Linked DNA regions of Mus musculus: all the other regions are linked to region 1. Evidence: chromatin loops called from intact Hi-C (ENCODE). Cell type or tissue: left cerebral cortex. All regions are shown on one strand.

Evidence for each region. A loop is a pair of places that touch in the nucleus more often than their neighbours do. Peaks named below come from ENCODE experiments on the same cell type or tissue, not always from the same donor. Only the 100,000 strongest peaks of a DNase experiment are listed, where the experiment ranks them.
Region 2: it touches region 1 in a loop (2.8-fold over the local background); 11 of 42 quality-filtered maps call a loop at or near these places.
Region 3: it touches region 1 in a loop (4-fold over the local background); 2 of 42 quality-filtered maps call a loop at or near these places.
Region 4: it touches region 1 in a loop (2.1-fold over the local background); 4 of 42 quality-filtered maps call a loop at or near these places.

Annotation. Positions count from the first base shown.
Region 1 is chr12:13,203,348-13,208,347 of GRCm38, reverse strand. No RefSeq gene overlaps it. Among named protein-coding and RNA genes, the nearest start is that of Gm24208, 25 kb to the right of the region's middle. In left cerebral cortex, CTCF peaks have their summits at 2,411 and 2,646; a DNase peak (open chromatin) is centred at 2,402; H3K27ac peaks cover 283 bases.
Region 2 is chr12:13,136,875-13,141,874 of GRCm38, reverse strand. No RefSeq gene overlaps it. Among named protein-coding and RNA genes, the nearest start is that of Gm38686, 13 kb to the left of the region's middle. In left cerebral cortex, no CTCF peak of the experiment used is centred here; DNase peaks (open chromatin) are centred at 635, 1,011 and 2,465; H3K27ac peaks cover 212 bases.
Region 3 is chr12:12,703,978-12,708,977 of GRCm38, reverse strand. Gm34696 (a long non-coding RNA gene) reads left to right here and starts at 4,117. Exons shown (of 6, transcript XR_872489.1): 1 at 4,117-4,517; 2 at 4,634-4,756. RefSeq lists an enhancer at 1-1,566. In left cerebral cortex, no CTCF peak of the experiment used is centred here; DNase peaks (open chromatin) are centred at 2,295 and 2,394.
Region 4 is chr12:13,051,499-13,056,498 of GRCm38, reverse strand. No RefSeq gene overlaps it. Among named protein-coding and RNA genes, the nearest start is that of Gm35298, 49 kb to the left of the region's middle. In left cerebral cortex, no CTCF peak of the experiment used is centred here; DNase peaks (open chromatin) are centred at 43, 1,685, 2,560 and 2,986; H3K27ac peaks cover 1,026 bases.

The sequences.
Region 1 (5,000 bases):
TTGGAAGCAGGCATTACAGTCCTGTAAGGCCAACACTGGGGGAGGCAGAAACAGGAGGATCCCTGTCATTCTCTCCCAGACAAGGCAGCAGAATCCGAGAGCCCCAGGTTCTGTGGGAGACTCCATCTCAAAAAATCAGATGAAGAACGAGAGATGGAGGAAGATGCTGACGCTGACCTCTGCCACAGAAATGAGCAGTGCCTTCCTCCCAGTGTGGGAGGTGTACAGGAGCGAGAGGGTACACGAGAGAATGACAAGTGTGAGGATGGCAGGAGGAGCAGAGACTCAGGGCAGCTGCTGTCTCAGAGGAGCCCACCCCAGGGGTTCGGAGGAGCGATGAGCAGCAGTTAAGCTGGCTTAACCACAAAAGAGAAGGGGTGAGCTCACATCTGAGGGAACACCAACGAGAGTGGCCTTAGAAGGAATCTATCCAAGGAATGTGTGAGATGGCAATGGGATGTAGTTTCTCTGAGTTCCTAGCCTCTGCTATCCTCTGGGTGGCTTTATTGACATTTTTATGCTGGTCAGTCCCAGGCTTGTGGCCCCTGGGTCCAGCAGAAATAGAGGTGGTTTTGAACAAGAACCACAATAGAGTACAACAATTGTGACAGTTAGAGTTTAGGTCCCATGGTGACACTTAGATAGGGGATTTAGTAATGATTGGTGAGACTGGATTGTGTGCTTACAACCTCCTTAGAACTGGAGTCCCTGTTGGAAACTGAGTCTCGTTCACAGTGGGACTTAAGAGCAGTGATTGGAAGGCAAGGGGTTTGAAGACAATGAATAAGGTGTAGAAGGAATTGCTGTCAGGACCCTGATAACAGTAAAATTATAGGATAAGGTAGCTACACATAGTTGTGATTGACAAGCTATGCTCTGAGCACCGATTTCTCTAGCTGCAAAGTTTGTGTTCTTTTGCTAACCACTGCTGCCTGGCAGCGTCCTGCCCTGGATGCTACTTAGCTTCTTGGCTTGGTGCTTGCAGGTCCTGCTTGGGTTCAACTGAAGTTACTGCCAGGGCAACCAGAGGTAACTAACTCCTGGCATGACATAGACTCTCAATACATCACTTTAAAATGAATAAATAATGATTCTTGCCTTGATCTGTGCTGGCTGCTGCCCAGCGGGCTGCAGAGTTGGAAATCACGAGTTTATCATGGCTTTTGTAACCTCCGTGAGTTACAAAGGAGACCGGAGAATAAAGCTTGTTAAGAACAATGGCTGTCGCTGAGCACTCGAAACTTTCAGTAATGACCTTTCACCCTTCTGAGTTCATTCTTTTTATTAATTCTCTGATAATTTCACACATGGATACAATGTATTTTGATCACATCAAGTCCACACTCCCCCTCACTACACCCTTGTCCCATTTTCATGTCCATTTTTTCATAAGTCACCGAGTCCAGTCAGCGCTGTCTGTGGGTGCACAGGTGTCAGACCATCCTCGGGCACACAGGCCACTTCCTGAAGAAATGTAAGTCTCTTGATACCACTAGCTTCTAACTGCCAAAGCTCTGCAGGTAGGGGTGGGGATTAGCATGTCTTTTTTTCCATCCCTGCTAGAAGGACTTGATCTTGTTTCATATGAGCAAGCTCATCAATGCAATGGCCATGCCATACTCAGAAGATATCTATCTCTTAGGATCTTTGTGTCCCCTCTTCTATGTTTCCCAAGCGGTGTGCATTTGTGTGTGTGTGTGTGTGTGTGTGTGTGTGTGTGTGTGTGTGTGTGTGTGTGTGATAAATGTCCTACTTAGGGCTCAAGACTCCCAAGTTATCTTCTGTAGTCTGTTTTTTATTTACTTATCTTAAAATGTTATATCCACTGGTTAGTTTTACGTCAACTTGACATAAACTAGAATCACTGGAGAAAAGAGAGCATCCGTTGAGAAAATAGCTCCATAATATTAGGCTGTAGGACATTTTCTTAATTAGTGATTGATGGGGGAAACTCTAGCCCACTGTGGGTGGGCCATCCCTGGGAGGGGGTCCTAGGTTCTATAGAGAAGCAGAGGAGTAAGTCAGTAAGCAGCACCCCTCCATGGTCTCTGCATCAGGTTCCTGTCTTGTATGAGTTCCTGTCCTGACTTTCTTTGGTGATGAACAGCGATATGAAAGTGTAAGCCAAATAAACCTTTTCCTCCACAGATTACTTTTGGTCATGGTGATTGATCACAGCAACAGTGACCCTAACTAGGGCAGAAATTGGTACCAGGATAATAGTGGTGTATTATAGCAACAGACCTGATCATATTGTTCTGGGGAGGATTGTGGAAGAACTTTGGAACTTTGAGCTAGAAAAACTATTAAATGTTGAGAGCTCTGTGGGATGTTCTGTAGGAGCTTGGAAGATAATTTTGAGAGCAGCGCAGATGATGAGGGCCTGCATTGTGAAGTTTCAGAGGGAAGCAAAAACTCCACCAGGCTATTTATACGAAGAATCTGTGACTCTGGTTAGCTGGAGCTGAAGAATAAGCTGTGCTTAGCAAGAGACAAGAACGACTAAAGTGAAACCTTTGTCTTGCTGGGATAATGGATGCTAGTAGCTGGAGCTAAAGAGTCAGCTGTGATTAGGAAGAGACCAGAGTCATTAGGTGAAACTTTCTAGGAAGTGTTTCCTAGGAGTCAGCCCAAAGAAGCTGTGTTCCAGAAGTGACCAAGGTTATACTTCCTGCTGGTGGTTGAACTTGGTAGTGTAAGAATCACCCAGGTAGTATGGATTTTGAAGGCATGAAGGGGTCATGGAGAAGAGTTGAGGCTTGGCAATGTGTGACAGGGCCAGAGAACCTGAAGAGAGCTCAGAAGAAGATATTGATGAAAGAGCAGCCCAGCTGTAGCAGAAGACTCCAGTATTTTGAAGATGTGAGTAACATGGGATGTCCACCAAGAACAGCAGCAGTGTTCAGAACAGTGGCCTGAAGCCATCTGGAGCCTAGAAGACACACTATGTGTGCTGCAGAGAGCAGAGCCAGAGAGGTGACCCTAGCCCTTTGGAGAGCAAATCCCAGACATTGGACAACAATTATTTACACATTATTTACATTAGAGTTGAGTTTTGCTTTGTTCAGATTGTTATTGTGCCCTGGTTCTTCTCTCTTGAAGTAAGAAAATATTTAATTTAATTTTACTTTTTATTTTTTACAGGAGCCCACAGTTGAGAGATTTTGAACTTTTAAGGATTTTGGATTTTTAAAGAGACTGAATTTTACAATTTGTTTGAATTCGTGAAGACTGTGAGATTTTTAAAATTACTTATGTCTTTATTGTGAGATCTTGGGGTTGTGGCTTAATAGTAATGTGTTTGTGTGCCATCTTGAAATGGGGTCCTTTGTACTGGCTAATTTCATGTCAGCTTGACACAAGCTAGAGTCACTGGAGAAGAAAGACCATCAACTGAGAAAATGCTCAGACTGCAGGGCATTTTCTTAGTGGTTGATGGGGTTGGGGTGGCATCCCGTTGTGGGTGGGACCATCCCTAGACAGGTGCTATAAGAAAGCAGCCTGAGTTCGCCATGCAAAGCAAGGCAGGAAGCCCCACTCCTCCAGGGCCCCCTGGAGCATCAGCTAAGGCCTACAGGTTCCACCCTTGTCTGTGTTCCTGTGCTGACTCCCTTCAGTGATGGAATGTGATGTGGAAGTGTAAGCCAAATAAGCCCTCCCCCTTCCAAGGTGCTTCAGGTCATGGTGTGTCATCGCAGCAATAATAATCCTAAGACAATATGTATTTTTGCCTGTGTGCCATATGCATGCATGCAGTTCTTGCAGAGGCCAAAAGAGAGCATCAGATCTCCTGGAACTAGAGTTAGAGACTGTTGTGAGTCTCCATGTGGGTGCCGGCAACTTAACTTGGATCCTCAGGAAATCAGCCAGGGTTCTTAATTCCTAAGCCATCTCTCTCCCTCAGCACTTGTCAGTGGGGCCATGGTGGGTGCTGATGGGGAGATCTCAAACCTTCACTACTTCTGTCTCCTGTGCTTCAGCCTTCATGCAGTTGTGACTGTCCTTATTACAATATGCAGTGAGATAAGAGGCACCCCCTTGCTCTAGTGGCCATCCATATCCCAGTTGCATGTAATAGTCAAGGCCCTGTGTGGTCAAAATCCTGTTCATCTCCTATTCACTCAGTCACTGCTGGTTTGCTTGTCTTGTCAGTACTTTCTAAACGCCACAACATATTCACATGTTCAGCATTTCCATGTCTAGGCCTATGACCAACCAAGCATATTGAAAACAGGAACTCAGACATTTATACACCGGTGATCCTAAAGAGCATTATCCACAATAGCATTATATATATATATATATATATATATATGTATATATATATATATATATGCACATACACACATATATATATATAACCGAAATGAAGTTAAAAAAAAGTAAAAATGAAATGAAAGTTTCACGCAAACTCCCAAAGAGCCATCAGAATAGGTACTCTCTAACAGCAGCAGGGATGGCTACAGCTTACTGTGAATTTATTAAAAGACATTGAGTTGTCACCAGGTCAGGGTGACACACAGGGCATGTGCTTTACCACTCAGCAAAGCTGTTATGGAAATGAGCCTTGAGCATGGGTTGCTGGGCCAGCACACAGCATCCCCTGGGCTTTGGCACTTTTTTCCCCCCACTACATTCTTACAGAATGGCCACCCAGGAGTGGTTGCTCCTCCCAGGGGACATCCCAGGGCTCAGCAATGGAGAGAAGTGGGAAGGCAAGTACTGCGACCTCTCCCCCCATGAGTAAAACCATACTTCAGGGAAGGGTGACTCTAGGTCTTTGTGTAAGCGGAGTGGGGTTGGAGTGGGAGTGGAGGGGTGGTAACCTTAACCCACAGGGCCCAGTGATTTGGAGTTAGCTTGACTAAGGCCTCAGCTTCTCCAGTGAAACAAAATGACCTAAATATTTCCTACATATCGATGTTTCTCTGTCTCTGTCTCTCTCTTTCTGTCTGTCCATCCGTCCATTCGGCTCTGTGTATGTGTGTTTGTCTTCTGTC
Region 2 (5,000 bases), 66 kb after region 1:
GGAGATTTATTATTATTATTATTAATTATTATTATTATTATTATTATTATCATTATTATTTTGTAAATTGCTTGCCACACATGCTTGGGGACCTGAGTTCAATCTCCAGAATGTGTGTAAAAAGGCAGGAGTGCATGCTTGCAATTTCAGGGCAAGGGAGGGAGAAGTGGGAGGATCCTTGTAGTGTAGTGGTCACCCAGCCTAACCTTATTGGTATACTCCAGGTCCCAGAAAAAGGTTCTGTGTGCCCCCCTAAAACAGGACTAAGCCATTTGTGTGTCTGTAATCCCAGCACTTCAGGGACAAAGGCAGAAGCAAGTGCAGGCAGATCTCTGTGACTTTGAGGCCAGCCTCATCTATGTAGCAAGCTCCAGGCAAGCAAAGGCTGCGTAGTGAGACTGTCTCAATCACAAATGGGATCGTTGGAGAGATGGCTCAGCAGTTAAAAATACTGGTTGCTGCACAGGGGACCTGGGTTTGGGTCCCAGTATCCACGTGGAAGTTCACAACTATTTGTAACTCTTCTTCCAAGAGATCCTATGCCCCTTTCTTACTTCCATGGTCATCACACACATGTGGTACAACAGATGTACATTCAGGCAAAACCCTCACATAAAATAATCTACAAAAATGCTTCTAAAAGTGAATAGCTCTTGAGGCATGACATCCAAGATTTCCTTCTGGCCACCACACACATGTGAATGCAAACCTGTGCGATACTCTTGACCACGTGCACACTGTAACTACAATAATGTCCCAGTCTGTTAGTGAGAGTTAGAACATTTTTCTAAAGTCATGGAAAATCTAAAGGACAGATGCATTCCATTTTGTCCACCCCACTCAAAAAAAAAAAAAACCCTAGAAAATAAACATCCCTGCTTATCTGTGACTATTTGTGCAACTGGATGCCTTTGCAGAAAGATCCTGCAAGGATACACAGAGGCTCTAAGCTGTCTGTGAGTCACCCATGCCTGTGCGTGGGCTTCGGTGTATTCACTAGACCTCTAAATATATACATGTATTTCGGGAATGCGACATCTGGTTCATAGAGTAGATCCATTTTCAACATTGTTAGATATTGGCAACTTGTCCTCCAAAGTGGTTGTGTGCATTTGCAGCAATCTAATTGAGTTCTCCTCGCTCCACATCTTCACCAACACTTGATGTTATCAGAGCTTTCAAATTCTTGCCAGATGCACAGATGTAAAAGGCGACATTCTTTGGTTTTCTGTTTAAGAACTGCCAGTGGAGGGGCTGGGGGCATGGCTCAGTGGCAAAGTACTTGATGTATAAGTGTGAGTCTCTGCATTCTAATCTCCCAAACCCACATGAAGCTGCATGTAGTAGCATGTGTGTGTAACCTCCATGTTCCTGTTGGGAGGCTGGAGGCAGAGACAAGAGAGCCCCCTGAAAGCTCACACCAGCTAGCCTGCCATATGTAGTAGTGAACAAAAAATAGTGTCCCTGCGCCAAACAAGATGAAAAGTGAGTACAGACACCCCAGGTTGTTCTTTGACTCCCATACATGTACCATGGCATGCATGCCCTGCATACACACACACACACACACACACACACACACACCCCACTTGATTGAGTCCCTCTTCTGTGCACAGTACACACATACCACACCAAGATGTCTAATAGAAAATCAATTATTAGCCTTTCAGTTATGCTTGGTGGTGTACATACTCACAATACTCACATACTCAGAAGGCAAAGGCAGGAGAAAATGGCTTCAAGGCCAGCTCGAGCTATGCAGCAAAATTATGCCAAAAATAAAAAAGGAAAAGAAAAAAAAAAGACAAAAAACCCCAATTAACTAACTAAAAATAAATAAATAATATAATTACACGCTTTCACAAATTACTCCATAATACAATAGCCTAAAAGAGAGAAGTTTACTATTTATTTATATAGAGATGGGGGTCTCACTATGTACAGCTCTAGATATCCTGTAACTCATCTTGTAGACCAGGTTGCCCTTAAATTTACAGAAATCCATCCACCTCTGCCTGCAAAATGGAGGATTAAGGCAGGTGCCACCATATCCAGCCTAAATTGTTGTTTCTATTGGACATCTATCTTTCTTGTTGGTTCATTTGATTAACAAAATATCGAACTGAGGGACCGAATGGATTATCTCTGGCTTCTTTAACGGGACAGCATCTGATGGTTATTTTATCACTGTCCATATTTAACAGCCCTTCCTTTCTCTCCTATCTTTTGTGAGAGAAAAATGATTTGCCGAGTGTGTGCTCTTGTTGGAAATCCACACCAAGACCAATAGACGAACATCAGCTGGCCTTCCCTGTTGTCACAACACAGCGGGAAGCACAAGGGTGGGCTGCAGTTCCTGCTTGGCAATGTTGGACAGGCCAGGCAGGACCAGGCTGCTGCGTGTCCTGCTTGTGCCTGATCCTGAGAAATCCTCTACTTCTTCCTCAGCTGCTGTCCTTATGCAAACTCCTGGCATCCTCTACCCAAATCCCTTTGGTTTAACTTATCCAGAGTCTCAGTGGCTCTTGGCAGGAGCGCTCACTCACACAGAAGCTTGGATATGTTTCTCCCCACAGAGGCTGAGATCCTCAACTGTGTGACAGGTAGACAGACAGACCAAGGTCTCACGCAGGTGGGAACAAGAACATGACCTCAGGTCTCTCTATAATTGTTCCCACCACTAACTTTTTTCTTTTTCCAGAAAATTTCCAAGGCTCCCTAAAGGCTTCTAATCCATATCCTTTGACCTCCTGATTCTGGGTCCTGTTACCAACTCCAGGAAGCTTCAGAGCTTTGTCTCCTCTGTCAACCTCACTGAGCCTGGATGCCTGTCTAGTCTGGACAAAACCTGAGCTCTCCTGCCAGGTTGCCCTGCTACTACCAAAGGCATCAGAAGGCGGTTGCAAGTTTCTGCTCAGCACTCTTGTGTTTCTGCCCTGTCCCTCTGGCTCCACGCTCTTCCCAGGCACACTGGCTTCCCAGGCATTTATCAGGGTCTGTGTATGTTTTTCTTGTGTGGGATTTGAAATGATTTCTTTAAACAAGGTCTGAACTAAGATTGATTTCCTCTCTTTATTTAGAGTGTTTTGTTTTGTAATATGGTTCTTTTAACAATCTAAATTGTGGGAACTAGGGAGAGAAAAAAAGAGAGAGAGAGAATTTTCTGACTCCGTATAAATATAAATTACTTTATCTGCCTTTGAAGACTTCCATGTCTTTTCCTTGAAAGGGTTAGAGCCAAATTCTTTGGGGGTCCCTTTCTTGTCAGAACTGTTATGAACAGAATGATAGCCATCCTAAGACTTGCATGTAGGGCTGGGAATGAGACAATCTGGGTTCTTTGCGGCGCTGTCTGTTTTTCTTTCAAAGTACAGCTGTATCCATTCATCAAAACTTCACAACATAAAGTTTCCTTTAATTTGATCTTCATGGTAGCCACAGAGGTGAAGAGGCAAACGAAAGCCCTCCAGGCACCAGAGGAGGTTTGGCTTCCTGGTCAACTCAGTCGCCAACTCACCAAGTAGCTCAATCATTTGTAAGTATATTTAAAACTATTTCTGCATACCTACTATGTGTCAGGTTCGAAGTCTATATAAGCTATTGTGAAATGATCTATTAAGCCTTCCTTGCATGCTAAAGGAACCACCCTGCTCTGGTAAGTTCTGCTTATACTTGAAGGCCTCCCACGATGGGAACTTGTCATCTGTGATGACATTACATTCCACAGAGGATGGCTCATACTGCTTGCATCCCCCTTTACACAAGACTGACCCCATCTAGTGTTTGTCACTATGCAACCCAGCACATACACAAGCATGCCCCCCACCCCCCACCCCCGCTCTGATGGGAACGGTCTGTGCTTGTGTGTGAGTTGGAACATGGCTTCAGAATGAGCTCCAGTTTGCTGTTCATTTATCCTTGGGGACGATGATCACAAAGATGACCTGACAAGGCAGCATGGGTAAGGACCCGGTCATCCTTTATCCCGTGTCTAAAAACTTAACCAACACGGCATTTAGCTGGCAGTCATGTTGTTCCTACTGACCTACATGGGACTCAAACAGATGAAAAGTTTCTATTCCTCCCTGCACTGCTTCCCCCTGTCTCTCAGACTGGATGGGTGGGCAGATGCTCTCGTACACAGCTGCTGTGGAATTTTCTCAGGCGAGGCTTCCTCCCATCCTTTTCAAAGGGCTGTGGACTCTGACTTCGTGGTCACAAAATGTTGGGTTCAATGTGCATCACACTCATATTGGACCATCTAACAGTTCTTTGTCCAAGTATCAAAATTCTTGTAGATGCCGAGCCCAGGAAAGGCCCTGTCTGGCTTCCTTTGATTCATCAAAAAAAAAATTGATGCAGCTGTGTGCCTTTCTCCAGCATGTCTATAATGAGATGTGGCCCATCTTGTCAAATAGTTAGCTCTAGTGTACACTTATTTCTTCTACTAAATCTTCCTGATACCCAAGCCCAGGGAGCCCAGGAAGAAAAAAAGAAAATTTTAAAGCAACTTATTAGGTGGTTGCTCCCAGGACACAGTGCTCTCCTTGCTTTCTTCCCAGGTACTTGCCAAGCATCTGTTTCCTTACTCACTGATTCCAAATAGGGTGAGAATGACACTTCCTGGACTATGGTTGCGTGAGATCAGGGGACAAGAGGGTCATGGAAGGATGGAGAAAAGTGGGTTGCAACCAGAGATTGGAACAGGCCCCTCTCTCCTCCCTCCCTCCCTCCCTCCCTCCCTCCCTCCCCTCCCTCCCTTCCTTTTCCTTCCTTCCTCCCTCCCTCCCTCCCTCCTTCCCTCCCTTCTTTTTTTATAATATGGATTCTGGAGAATTTCTTGCTGGAAAGATAAGTACTTAAGTGGCTGAGCCTTCTCCCAAGCCTTTTCTTTCTCTTTATTGTATAAGTTTTACAAAATAACCATTGTGCGAGGTCAGACAAGCTGTGAAGCTGACAGCCTCAGTCTTCAGTTTCTATTTGTAGTAGCATTGCCGCCC
Region 3 (5,000 bases), 500 kb after region 1:
TAGCCAGCCTTCTGTGTGTATTCATTTTCCAAAGTTGCCTCGACTCTGTTTTGACCCATGCATTCTTCCACATACTTTGCTGATTGAGAAACTGAAGAACGAGTCGGAGACCATTTCTTTATAACTTTACACAGGCTACAGGTTAATTTGTTCATCTCGCTGGCTGACTCGAGCTGTCTACTGCTCTGTAGTTTGCTCTTTAATCTTGTTCTTTGTTCTCTGTGTGGTTTTTTTGTTTCTGTATTGCTTTGCTATGAGGTCTCATTATGTAGTCAAAGGTGACCTGGAAGTTGCTATGTTGCCCAGGCTGGCCTCAAGCCAATGGTGGTCCTGTTTCAGCCTTCTGGGCTCTGAATTCACAGGCATATACCAGTAAGTCTGATTTCTTTTCTTTTCTTTTTTTAAATCTGTCTTTCTCTCCCTGACTCTCCTTCTTCCTCTCTTTCTTCCATGCTGACACTGACTTAAAACTCACCATGGAGCTGAGGCTGCTTTTCCTCTTCCGATCCTCTACCAGGAAGTGCTGGGATCCTCTACCAGGAAGTGCTGGGATCCTCTACCAGGAAGTGCTGGGATCCTCTACCAGGAAGTGCTGGGATCCTCTACCAGGAAGTGCTGGGATCCTCTACCAGGAAGTGCTGGGATCCTCTACCAGGAAGTACTGGGATCACAGGCCCATGTTTCCTTCCCTTCCCTTCCCTTCCCTTCCCTTCCCTTCCCTTCCCTTCCCTTCCCTTCCCTTCCCTTCCCTTCCCTTCCCTTCCCTTCCCTTCCCTTCCCTTGGAGCCTGTCCTGGGAGAATATCTGAATTCTCCATGGGCTCGCTGGGCCTCCTCTGTCCTGACCCAGTCTAGCTCGGAAGGTATGAGAGTTGAGAGCCATTTATTCAGCTGCTACATGTGAATATTCTCCATGTTTAGGCCTTACGTCTTGCTCAGTGCTGGGCCCTACAGATGAATGTGGTCTTGCTTCTTGAACAAACTAACAGCTCTTATTGATGCAAAATCCTGTCTTGAGGCTGGATAGATGGCTTACTGTACAAAGCTTTTGAAACACAAATGTGAAGTTGGATCTCTAGTACTCAGATAAATGCTGAGCGGGCATGACAGCCCACCTGTAATCCCATCATTTTCGAGGAAGAGAGCTTCTGGTCTCTGGAGCAAACTGGCTATCCAGAAAATTGTCTTTACCAAATCAGACAATTGTCCCTGCAATTAGACTGATCAGGTAATTACATCCAAGCCAGGATACTGTGAGGGAGAATGATTAGGGACTCATAATAACCATGCCATGAAACAGGTATGAGTTAGGCCACTTCCCATCATGTGAGAATGCAGGTTCTCAGGCTACACTGCATCTCCTGGTGTTGGGCTGGCCGTTGAATGTGCATATTAGTATGAGCATCAGTACACTGATGCTCAGAGCCCATCTACTGCCATATCTTATGGAACTCTTTTCTGGTCCTCTTTATCCTGGGGACATGTCTGAGTTCTCCATGGGTTCTCTAGGACTCCTTTGTCCTGATATGTTGGAGGCTGGAAGGAATGAGAGGTGAGGTCTTGCTGGGGGTAGAAGGCTAAAAGTCCTAAATGTCTCCTAAGGACACGGAAGTCTAATTTAGTTGAGATTCCATTAAGTGTGAAGAATGGAAGATACCCATGTCAGGGTGGCTCAGTGGTGGAAGGATGGGCTTTGGAAGTCAAGAGGAAGCAGTTTGGAAACAAGACCAGGAACACATGTTTCTTAGGCTGGAGAGATGGCCCCTGAGTACAAGCATCAGTTACTCTTGCAGAGGACCTGGATTCAGTTCCTAGTACCCAACTTGATGACTTGTAACTCCAGTTCTAGGACTTACAGTGACCTCTTTGGGCCTCTGCAGGCATTGCATGAACACAGTACATAAACATGCACACAGACAAAACATACAGAAAAGGGAAATACATTTATTTCTTTATTTTTTAGGTATGACTTCCTCTCTTTCTTGAGCTTGGAAAGCTTTGAAAAACACATTTATTGTTGTTTCTTGCCCCCCTTCTGAGATTCTTCTTTAAGTATAAAACATTATTTACCCACTTAGTTGGTCAACAGAAGTTTATTGACCAGCGGCTATTTGCAGTCTTCAGGAGTGATGCATTCTGTGCTCGGAGACTTCACGATAGGAGAGAGAGCAACAGAGCATTCTCATAACAAGGCATGCCAGCTTCACAGATTGGTCAGAGCAGAAATTTCACCAGTAGAGGATGGCATGGCGATACTCCAAGTAGAAGCGACAGAAGTGTGTTGGGTGGTATGTGTTCAGGTGACATTGAAGCCTTTATCTCTGCACTGAGAGAGACTTGTATAAGCATAGACCCCTTTGCAGCACTGAACACTGGTGGGTGGATTCAGATGCAATTAATGTAGGCGAGAGCCAGCAGGAAGCACACGCGAGGAAATGCGTTTAATTGAGAGACGTGCTTTTCAAATGCTGTTCAGCTGCCAGCTGACTGCGCGCTCTGGCAGGAACGAAGAGGGATACTTAGCTTTCTTCAAGCTCCATTAATCTGCCCATTTCTTTTTGCTTCAAATCCCACTTCAAACACACAGCGGCTCCTCAAATTCATAATGAAATAAATGATTTATAATCCTGTCAGGGGCCAGTGAGACAGGCTCCCTGTCAGATGGCTGGGTGGTTTGACCAATCCAGCTGGCCATGTCAGAGAAATATGGTGACTCATATCATGGCTCATACATCTACCTATATCTACATCCATAGTCCATATCATCACCTGTATCAACTAAATCTACATCCCATTTCTATATCTACACTTACATTGGCACTCACATAAACACACGTGTACACACCTGGCTGCATGGTTCTTACCCTGTCTTTAGTTCCTTTTGGCGACATGAGTCTTCCTGGGAGAGTCCAGTGACTTGGTGAGAGGATAATGCCCATCATCCTTGGATGAGGATGCTCCATCACATTGTATGCTGGGTACCGGGTTAAATGCATCATTTATCCCTTTCATTTTCCTAGATAGGGTGGTAGATTGCATCAAATTTCCCATGTAGCTGAGGACAACCTTTAACTCCTCCTTCTGTTTCTATATCTGTGTGCTGGGAACGGGAACTGAACCCAGCCCTCCATGCATGCTGGGCAAGCACCCTATCAACCACACTACATCCCCACTCCCCAAGTCAAGTACATTATATGTGTCCTGTCTAAGCTCCTAATCTGCAAGAATGTATTATCTCCATTCATGTTGAGGGGAAAGCTGAGGTATAGAGAGGGCAAGTGCAGACACCAGCTAAAGAAATCCATTAACCAGAATGGGATTTGAACCTATGACAATGTAACTCTTTCACCTAGCTCAGTTTCTCCCTCCAAGCTTGATGTTGGTTTAAAGAAACACAATGTCCACTGTTACCTAGGGAAAAGGTTTTGGAAGTCATTGTCAGAGACATTGTTCATTGTTTGCTGGCTTCATTTGCTGGAATGTTGAGAAAACCTGGTCTCTGCTCTCAGAGTGTGCATCTGGGGTGAGTAACTCAGTGAGAGTCTGTATTGACAGCCTGCACTATGCTTATGAGGGCATGCCTTGGGTCCACAGGGATTGCAGAAGAGATATGACTGTAGCAGTACCCATGGTTAGATAAGACATTGGGGGTGTGCCAGGCAATGAGAGGAGTGTATGTGCAAGCACAGAAGCCCCAGAAAGAGCAGGGAGCCTGGGAAGGGTGGCCTCATGGTTTGTGATTCAAATGGGGACTTCTTCCACATTTCAGTCTGAAAATTTTCACACTATGTAAGAATCATACAATGAACCCAGTGTATTCTTTATCTAGTGGCATCAATTGATATCTTAGCTTTCTGTGTTTGCCACCACCCGTGTGTGTGTGTGTGTGTGTTTGTATACATTCTTTTTAACTGTTTGATGATATGTTGCAAATAATAAACTTCTCTCCTAGTATTTATTATCTACCTGTCAAGCAACAACTTTCTTTACATGCTTTGAAAGCAGTTTCTGAGCTGGGCGTGGTAGCATGTGCCTTTAATCTCAACACTTGGGAGGCAGAAGTAGACTGATTTATATGAGTTTGGGGCCAGCCTGGTCTACAGAGCAAGTTCTAGGACAGCCAGAACTATCTGATGAGACTGTCTCAAAAACTAAAACAACAACAATAAAAAAAATCATTGTGAAATATAGTATATGCAAAAAGCCTGACCTTAGAGCACCAGCCTGGCTCCTCTCTAACCTGCCTTTTCCCCACCTAAGCCTCATGTTCTTGCTTTGTAAGAAGGGGCTGACACCACCAAGCGTGGACATATACCTGCAATCCCCTCCTGAGGGGGCCAAGCCAGAGTATCATGAGTTACAGATCAGCTTGAGCTACAGAGAGGAATCGTGGCTCGGAAAAAAAGAGATGAGAAGAGATAACAAGTCCTCCTTTGTGAACTTTGGGAGACTGCTGACAGACTCCAAATAGGTGCTGAAGACCTATCAATCAATAGACTCTGAACTGCTATGCATGCGGTAGGAGCTTTTCATAGTTCTTTTGGCTGTAGGAGGGAAGGATGAAAACTTCCATGACCAGGTTACTTAGCTACTTTTATAGGTTTGTTTGTTTGTTTGTTTTTTAACTTTTATAGTTTTTAGATGATGATGATGATGATGACGATGATGGTGATGGTGATGATGATGATGGTGGTGGTGATGATGATGATGATGATTTTGCAGTGTTGGGGGTCACGCCTGGTACTCAGGCATACCAGGTAAGTGTGCTGCCACTGAGCTAATCTAAGCATCCATCATGTTAATCTGGGGTCACACCATCAGTTTTCACATGTTTCCCACTGAGCTTCTTTATGAAGGGGAGAGAGAATATGACTTTTGGCTTGGCCCTTACAAGGCAGTTGGTGACTATGAACTTCTAAATGGGCCTTGTAAATGTCTGTTCCTCTTGACTTGTTAGCTCCTGGGAGCAGGTAATTGGGTCTCTTCACCATTGCAGCCTTA
Region 4 (5,000 bases), 150 kb after region 1:
TGAAAGCAGGCTCTTTCCAAGGAGAAAGCTAAAGACTTCAACCCAGCGTGACAAATCAGAGCGTGAGTGGCACGCTGAACACAGGCACAGTTTCTCAGTCTGCCCAGAAAAGCAGAGGCTCATGGAAAGAGACATGCAGGGTGAGGTCCCGATCTGGTTCCAATCTCTACCCCTGCTGACAGCTGCCCCCCTGACCCCCAAAGACAGCTCCACCGTCTGTTTGGAGCCTCAGCATCTCTAGGAGTGAAATGGACTTGCTCAAGTTTGCTTTTAGGAGATGTGTACAGAGGAGACTGTGTAAATGCTCAGTACAGCTAAGTACCAAGTCCAACTTTATCTGTTACTAATACGGCAGTCTGGGATGGCGAGGATTTAGCTGTGGGTGTTTGTTTGTTTGTTTGTTTGTTTGTTTTTAACAACAGATTTCTGGGGTGTAAATGACAAGAAACCTGAGGAAAGTGGTGCCTCTTCCACAGGGTGAAGCTTTCATAGCAGCCCACGGTACGGTTACAGCATCAAAAGGGTGGAGTGTGGGAGGTGTGACGGTTAACCCTGAGCATCAACCTCACAGAATCTACAGTCACCAGACAGACAAGCTCCAGCAAGTCTATGAGGGGCTTTCAAGGTTGGGTTAATTGAGGTGGGGAGCCCCTTAACTGGGGGTGGCACCATCCCATGGACTGAGGTCCTACACTGACCAGAAAGGACAAAACAAGCTAAGCGCCAGCAGTCCTCTCTGTCCATCGGATTGCAGGTGACCGGTTACCTCGTGCTTCTGCCACCATGATATTCCCTACTGTGGTGGGCTGTACTCCTGAACTGTGCACTGAAATAAACCCTTCCTAAGATGCTTTTGTCGGGTGCTCTGTCCCAGCAACACAGGCTGTGTTCTGCACAGATGCCCTCATCTGAGCACAGGGAGCATGATATAGCTAACTATGGTGATGCTCTCCTGGGATCAGAAATATACAACTCAAAGAACACTGCCTGCGACTTGAAGATCCCCTCCTCCTTCCTTCTCATCCCCTTGTCCTCCTTCTCTTTCACACACTCTTCCAAGCCTCTTCTTCTAGATCCTCACTAAGATGCTTCCCCGTTTCCCTTGAGGGGTCCCTTTTAGAACCCCATGTCTGGGTTTCCAGGTCCCCATAGTCCCTGCTTCACTGGCCTCAAATGCTTTCCTGTCACCAGCACTCACCATCCCCAGTGCTTGCAGCCTACAAAGTTTCTGTTTTCCTTGCCACTTGGTGTACCTGGGCAACTGGAGCTAGTTTCCAGGAGCTGCAAGGCCAGAGTGACCCTTCAGACTGGATGGCCATGGTAGGCAGGATGCCTCCTCCCACAGGAGTGCCCTCGTTGGCTTTGCAGCTCTGGAGCTCCAGCAGAACTTATTGAGAGGCAGTACACAGATGTGGTGGTCGCTCTGGACAATGGTAAGGCAGGCCTCGGCTCTTCTTTCTGTTTACGAGATGGGTCCAGCTCACCCTTGTGCACCAGGTCTGCTGGCTTCACAACAGCTTTCCTCACTGAGCTGCTCTACAAACCAGCCCTGCTCAGAGCACCTTCCTCCTCCCTCACATCCATCCTTTCTAGTCTCACCTGAGCACTGACACCTCGGTAAGATGAAGCAGCACTCCCTCCCTTCCAGAGATAACTAATCACTCGCTTCTCTCTGCAGCTCTGCTTCTATTTCAAGATTCTCCCACAGAGCACTTAACACACTGCATTCTAATTGTCTCTTTCCTGGTGCCTGGAGCTCTTTCAGGAAGGGGTCTGCACAGAAAAATTATATGCTACTTCTATTTAAGCCCTAACCATGTGCTACGTATTCCATGGCCATGACTGGTTACTAAGCCTGATTCCAGCTTATGTGAAGGAGGACACCACAGCTCAGAGGGACACAGTGAGGACACTACAGCTTGGGACTCACTCAGGCTGCCACTTTCTCCAGTAAGCATCTCTTCTACAGCCCACCCCACCTTCCCTGCACAGGTTCTGGGTTGCAGTCTGCACATCCTCTGGTAAGAGTGGTCCAAGCATCCAGGGTGGGAACGCTTGGCAGCTGGACATCAAATGTGCCCCAACTTGTCCTGGACAGTGGACAAGGGCAGACATGAACAGAACAAGCCCTTTCCTCTTCTGGGGGAGCTGTTATCTATACTGACCCTTTTCTGAGGCCACGAAATAAATTCCTTCTGGAGAGGAAGTCTTGCCCCACTGTTTTTTCGTTGTTCGTTACGCGGCAAGTGTTAAAATTCGTTTTCAGGATCTGTTCCCAGACGCCCGAGTGGTTGTGTTGATATGCCATCAATTGTGTAGAGTATCAGGTACCCAGACTATTTGCTTTATGTAATGGTTGTGTGGGCTTCTTGTGCACTCTCTGAAAGAATGTTCCTAAAAGGGTCATTTTTTATTTCCTGAGGTGCCTCCCCCACCCCCCCAATTGCTGGAAGGTTTGGAAATTGCTCCTCCTCCAGCTCCATCTTCATTCTGTGCAAATGTATTTCCTCATGTCACATCTCCCTGACACCTCCGGTCTCCCCCGGAGAAGCAGACCCTCCTCTAGCCTCCCACGTGCCTTATGTCTCTCCAGGAAAACCTCCGCAACTCAAAACCAAGTTGGAAGAAACATACTCCCTTGGTTTTTCTCCTTTGTAAACAGATTTGACATAGTGAAGGGGGAAGAACTGGACCCCCACGAGGAAGAGATATGCCATGAGTTTTCTGAGATACTTGGGCAAGTCATTTACCCCTTCTGTTCCTTCTAAAGTGAGGGATGAAGATTCTGAGACTAAGAAGTAGGAGGGCCTGGGGTCAGGAGATTTCATGAGCCAGGTTTCAGAGAATTGGATGGGGGAGAGCTTCTCAGAGTCCCTGCACTGCTGGAGAGACACCAATAGCTATGAGGGTGAAGCTGCCTCTGAATAGGCTGTACATAGAAATCCAGTCTAAGGCAGGCAGGAGCAGGTGACCACCAAGCCTCATTGGCTTCTGTCTCTGGATATCTGGTTCATATGGTCAGCAGTTTCTGTCACGCAATGCAGCTGTTCCCTCACTTTCCAACCACCTGCTCCCATTGAGCTGAGCCTGTCACCCAGTGCAGACACACACTTGTCGTTCCTGCTACTTGGCTTCTCCAGTGAGACACTATAGGTCTAACCTGAGCATATGCCCTTAAGGCTTGTGGCTCTCAGCCACAATCTGACCCCAGTGAAGGATGGAAAACGGAGATACAAGTACTTCCCAAACATGGTTTCCTTACTCTTAAAGTACCTGGCTGTAAGGGGGGGGGGGGGTCAGAAACCAGATGAGAGGAGATTTTTTTCCTCTGGGTTTTCTTTGAATATTATGTATTGCCGACCTAGAAAAGACCCCCATTGCTTAGCCTGGAGGGGATTGCCTGAGCACATGTGCTTTAATTTAAACCAGCTCGTGTGCTGGTTCCGCTGGTCTGCCTTGAATACTGCCCATTTCTGCTCCTGCTGGGGGAAGCACTCCCTGAACCTCTGACAGAAACTGTCCCCACTCCCAGCACATGCCCGCTGGGCCTTTCCATACATGCTCTTCCCACCTCCACTGTGTGAAAGAAAGCAATACAGCCGCCAGTGCTAACCTAAGTGACTTCCTCTTTAAACTTCGGATTCTACCTTGTGAGTGTGTGTCTGTCTGTCTCTTCCACTAGACTGGGAACTCGCAGAGAGAGAGAGAGAGAGGGCTCTACATGATTAGTCTGCATATTCTTGAAGCTGATGATCGTATCTGCCTCCCAGCTGGGGCTCTGTGTTGGTTGAATGAATAAATGTTGACAGACACTGGCTACTTAAAATTGTAACCAGAAGGAGAAGTTAAACATGCTGAGTGATGTTCTCCTCTTTGAAGATGATTTCCAGGAGGAGGGGTGCACACCCAAGAACACTTCCAGGAAGATACAACTGGGAGCTTGTTGCTATTTGTCTTTCTGAATCCCATTATTAGCCCCAACACGACGCTCTCTGAGTCTACCCATTTTCCTTGTAATGAGTAACTCAGTTCTTTATAAGTAAAACTCCATAATGGCTATTCTGCATTTTCTTTACCCATTCATCATCTGATGGGCACCTCGGTGGATTCTACAGTGTGGCGATTGTGACTGGTGCCACAGTATACAACGTTATGCAGCTGTCTCCATAGTAACCTGACCTAATTCTTTTCTTTCCTTCCTTTTTCGTTGTTTGACAATCTCAAGGTCTTTTGAGGGAGGAGTGGGGGTTATTTGTTTGCTTGGTTGTTGTTGTTTTGTTTTCTTTTGTTTTGAATACTGAGTTGGACTGGGGCTGAAGAGGTAGCCTAGCACTTAACTGCGCTTAACTGCTCATACAGAGGACCTGAGTTTAGTTCTGAGCACCCAGGTTTGGGGTTCCAATAGCCACTTCTGGCCCTTGCAGGCCTGCACTCACACAAACACACACACACACAATCACACATATGCACACACTCACACATACACACACTCATACACACACGGATACACACTTGTAGACTTACACACATATGCACACACACTTACACATGCACAGACACACTCACAGACTTTCACACACACTCTCTTTCACACCTATGAATACACACACACACACATGCACAGACACTCACACATGCACACTCTCACAGACTTTCACATACTCATACACACTCACACATGGATGCCTACTCACAAGCTTACACTCACTCTCTCACATGCACACACTCTCACACACTCTTACATACACTTACACACATGCACATACATAATCCCACACACACACACACACAAACTCACACAAACGCTCTCTCTGCCCCCCCCCACACACATATCCACACACTGTCTCTCTAATGCATATTTAGTTAAATAGCAAGAAAGAACTACCTACTGGTTCAGGGACCATGATGAACATGTGGAAATTTGAAACCGATGGAACATTGCTCTGTTTGTGTGTGTGTGTGTTTGGTTTTGTAGTTGTGTTTTGTAGTTGTATGTGTTT